Linked DNA regions of Homo sapiens: region 2 is linked to region 1. A link is a loop called in an ENCODE intact Hi-C map of the cell type or tissue named here. Cell type or tissue: endothelial cell of umbilical vein. All regions are shown on one strand.

Region 1 (2,500 bases):
TCAACAGGAAGATGAACAGAGGATTCAAGATGATACACTCAAATGAAAGTAAAGGGATAGGATAAGGGATATAGGTTATTATCGAAGTTCCAGCTTTTGTTTTAAATAGGGGGTTCGTGTGTGTTTATTATTTAAAATAAGCAATTTAACAAATAAATGAAAATATATTTGCAGGAAGAGCTGATCATGAGAAAATTGGCAAAATTAATTCAATTATGTGTACTTCAGAACCAAACTAAAAATATATATTATTAAAAACAAACTCTTTGTAAACTATCTGACCACATATAAGGGTAGTAAATACAGAACTGGCATTACAAAAATAATAATCTAGATAATCAAACTAAAAAGTTACCACAGCATACAGGACAAAATGGGAGAGAAGAAACATTTGAAGCCAGGAAGAAAGATAAGTGACGTATAAAATCCAAATAATGTAGTTTTAAATGAAGATGAGGAAAAGAGTGGAAGAAAAATTCCTGAGAACACAGATTTCAGACGAAAAATCCTAGGCAGGACCATTAAAAAGATACATACATAAACACACGCAAGTGAAATTTCTGAACTCTTAAAAACAAAGAGTAAAATCTTACAAGGTAACACAGAGAGTTAACTTATCTGGAAAAAAAAAAAAAGCAGAGTGGCATCAAACCATCAAAAAGCATTATACAACAGACCAAAAAACACAGTTAAAATTAAATAGTTAATTAAAAAAAACTAGCTACTAATAATGCATCTGCAACACTAAGAAAATTCATCACCTAGAATTACAATTCTATATTATCCCAACAAAACTAGGAATACCATAAGAAAAAACATGCTAAAATGTCTTACCTAATTTGGGGCAAATGGGTGGAGAAAAAAGTTAATTTTTTATGTTACCGAAAAAAGCTATTAATGTTTTATATTATCAAAATTTTATATTATAAAAATATATTTGTTTAAAATTAAAAGAGCCAAAATTGAAAAGAAAACGTTAAAGACAAGGGTGGGGGTGGTGATACAATGAAAATTTGGTCTATCCATCAAAACTGAATGGAGAAAACAAGACTAATAAATGGATAATCAGATGACAATAAAAAGATTAAATTTATCAGTTATCACCACATGTGCATGGTTAAATTCTAAAAGACAAAAACACAAGTTTGGATTGAATCCATTAGAAATACAAAGAGAAACTGCCCAGTACTTCGGGAGCCCAAGGCAGGCTGATCACTCGGGGTCAGGAGTTTAAGACCAGCCTGGCCAACACGATGAAACCCTCTCTCTAGTAAAATTACAAAAAGTAGCTGGGCGTGGTGGTGTACACCTGTAGTCCCAGCTACTCAGAAGGCTGAGGCAGGAGAATTGCTTGAACCTGGGAGGCAGAAGTTGCAGTGAGCTGAGATTGCACCATTGCACTCCAGCTTGGGTGAGAGAGCAAAACCCCGTCTCAAAAAAAAAAGCAGGAAATAAGATCAGCATCTGGCAAACACTACTGACGACAAAACAAGCAGGGATAAAAAAAATGGCATGTCTACATACATATATATATATGTACATACATACACACACACACACACACACATACACACACACACACACAGATTTAGGACAAAACTTTAGACCAATAAATACAGAAACCTAAATGAAATTTAGAATTTTCTAGAACTAAAAAAATTTAAAATTTGACCCTAGAAAAGATAGAAAATTTAAAAGACAATAAGCAAAATTTGGAAACTTTACCTAAAATTTGCTCTAAATGAGCAGCTCAGCCCTGATACAGTCATGTTCACCAAATCTTCAAAGTAACAAGTACCTCAGTTGAACGCTATCTAATTTTTCAAATCAAAAAAGATCATACACCACCAATTTTGAATGACTCAACATAATCCTACACTAAACAATTCCAAAAGCACAGGAAAACACAGAAAGCCTTCTAATCATTTTATGAGCTAACCTTATCTTAATAGCCCTCATGGGCACACCAAACCTTGTAAGCAATCTCATTAAAGAATCCAAGGAGAACTGGTTCCAGGACCCCCAGAGGCCAAAATCTGCGAATGTCAAAGTCCCTTATATAAAATGGTATAATACTTGCATGTAACTTACACATCCACACATCCTCCAGCATACTTTAAATCATTTCTAGATTACTTATAATACCTAACACAATGTAAATGCTACATAAATAGTTGTTATACTGTATTGTTAGGGAATAATGACCAAAATGAGACTGTACATGTTCAGTACAGATGCAACAATGCTTTTTTTTTCCAGAATATTTTCAATCCACAGCTGGTTGAATCTATGGATTCAGAACCTGTGGATACAGAAGGCCAATTGTATACCAAATTCTAGGTTTAAATTTATTATATTAAATATAGAAACATATTTAAAATAGTAAAGCAACATGACCAAATGGGGTTTTATCAGGAATTCAAGGACAGCCAAAACGATACAACATTGTGGTTAAGAGCAGGGGCTTGTGTATCACATGACTTTTGAGTTTATCCAACCC
Region 2 (2,500 bases), 690 kb before region 1:
TGAAAATATGCAAATACTATTACATTTACACTTAATGACTTGGGTATTGAAAATAAAAACAAATTCCAGATATGGGTTGGCCCAATAGCTTACATTTTATCTAAGACCTATTCATTCAATAAATCAGCCCTTGGTCTTGAATAAAGCATTTAAAACTACTGATTACCAAAATTGATTACTGCCTTCTAGTAACAAATACCAGTTTCCAAATTAAATTTGTTGGCACAAAAATATATCAACAGGAAAATGTTATCATTCCATAAATATTCTGAACTGATTATTTCTCTGTTTATCTGCCAAGATTACAAATCATTGTTTGTTTCTATATCATTGATTCATTTCCTGACAACCAAAGATGTTTTAGAGATATCTATAACACACTTCAGTAGGAATTTTCTCTCCATCAACTTTTTCAAATGTCATGCTATCTGAATACATCTACAATTGGTGGTTGAGGTGGGAGAATCTCTTGAGCCCAGGACTTCAAGACTATAGTGGGCCATGATCACACCTGTGAAGAGCCACTACACTCCAGGCCTGGCAGCATAGTAGGATCCTATCTCTAAAAAGAAATAAATTAAAATAAAGACTAAAATTGGCTGTTGACAGGAAAAAAAAAATAACTCTCCATAGAATATTTATGAATGGGCCCAAGGAATGGAGAGGAAAGAGCATGTGATCAGATTAGAATCCCACAGAACATGCAATAGTCATATACTTGTATTTTTCCCAAACTCCTGTACTAGCAGAAAATTCATATCCAGATCACTATACTTCATGAAGACTGTAACAGGAAATTTTCAAAGCAGTGCTTTCGAAAAGTAATTTTGGATGACATCTCAAGTAGAATTGGAATAAAGCCAATCCCATAACTTAAATTTCAGAACAACTGTTTCTATCACTGTTTAAATATTCTGTACACAAAACATGTATTTATATATACTATTTTGAACACAAAACACAACTTAGTAACTCATAAGTAGAACATGCATGTTCTATAATTTTTAGCAACTTGACCTTTCATGCACAACTGTCCATATTCTTCAGGAAAATGCCCAGGTTTAGGGCAAAATGAAAAACTAGTGATCCTTGCTAAGGCTGAGTCAGCTTGGTTATAATGCTGATTTGTCCAACTGAACGAGCTGAACTACCTAAACAGGGATTTAAAAAAAATCACTATACAGAGAAGAACCCTGCTTCTGCCAAGGAAACGCTATCACAGATCCTCCAGTGAACAAGAATGAGTGTGTAACTCCTCTCTCCTTGTAAAAATATCTCAGATTGGTGATTGGGGCTCTGAGGCAAGACTCGGGGATTTAAATATGGTAAATGACTGTATAAGCTTAAAGCACCATGGACCATACAGAATGGATCACCACCATCCCTTTGACACCATTTTCACGAGTTCTTACAGACTGAGTAAATGAAAGCTGCTCTCAAAGCCCACTGTCTACCTTTCCAGCGTGTTGTTTATGTATGAACAGCAAGTTGTAATTAGTTGCTATAAAATATATCATTTTATTACTCTCCATCTTACTTTCTATTTTAGTTTTAAAACTGAAGTCCACAGAAAGCCCATATATTCCTCACATTTATCTAAGCATTCAAATAAAACAGTTACTCCTTTCAAAATCTCTGCAAATGATAAAGCAGTTGATTATCACAGGAAAGAAAATGTTTTTGAAATATTTTCAGATATTTCCTCTTACAGACGTTGACCTCAGATGTTAGTGGGAGAAATGGAAAGAAAGGCACGATAGCTTAGTCTCATGATATTTTTAAACAAGAGATTATGTAATATTTCAATAATAGCAAAGCAGAGACAATTACAACTTTAGTAGATATTAGTTTTTTAAGCAAACGATAGTTCTCCAGATTTTCAAAGAATTAGTAAATCTTTAAAACGAATACTAATCAAATATTTAGAATCACTCTATAAACACGTAAATTAGCACAAATTTATGCTGAATATTCAGCGCTTTAAAGGAAGCAAATCCTCAGATTTGATGTGATCATTAATATTGATTCATATATCGACTTACTCTCAGTAAGAAACTCAATAAATTTGTTTATAAAAAATAATATGGAATAAGAATAAACTTAAGAGCCTGCTATCAGACTTTCCAACCTCGAGTTCAAAAGACATATATTTCAGGATGTAGGCAAAAACACAGGTTGGCAAATACACATGAACACATAAACAAAAGAAAACTAAAAAAATTCTTTGTTTTTTAAGAAAAAATTTTGAGCATTAAAAAAGAGGTTCTTTTACTGATCTATTTGTCTTGACTTTGAGAGAAGAATTTATAGCAAGATATAAATCATCATTGTTTAAACAGCTAATAGGTCAGGTGGCTTGTAAAATGAATGTTTAAGAATGATATCAAACAGTAATATTTACTTTGTGATAATTTTAAAATTAAACCAATATAAAGTAAAAAAATTGCAACAAGTGCAAATCAATGCTTCTTTTATTTGAACAAGACTTAAAATCAGCTAA

The links. Peaks named below come from ENCODE experiments on the same cell type or tissue, not always from the same donor. Only the 100,000 strongest peaks of a DNase experiment are listed, where the experiment ranks them.
Region 2: it touches region 1 in a loop (15-fold over the local background); 3 of 110 quality-filtered maps call a loop at or near these places.

What each region holds. Positions count from the first base shown.
Region 1 is chr21:15,735,050-15,737,549 of GRCh38, reverse strand. The region is part of intron 1 of USP25 (ubiquitin specific peptidase 25); the gene reads right to left. Among named protein-coding and RNA genes, the nearest start is that of USP25, 6.3 kb to the right of the region's middle. In endothelial cell of umbilical vein, no CTCF peak of the experiment used is centred here; DNase peaks (open chromatin) are centred at 1,199, 1,449 and 1,929; H3K4me3 peaks cover 358 bases; H3K27ac peaks cover 1,100 bases.
Region 2 is chr21:16,423,347-16,425,846 of GRCh38, reverse strand. All of the region lies in intron 5 of MIR99AHG (mir-99a-let-7c cluster host gene), which reads right to left. Among named protein-coding and RNA genes, the nearest start is that of MIR99A, 110 kb to the left of the region's middle. In endothelial cell of umbilical vein, no CTCF peak of the experiment used is centred here; DNase peaks (open chromatin) are centred at 226 and 1,386; H3K4me3 peaks cover 1,389 bases; H3K27ac peaks cover 2,500 bases.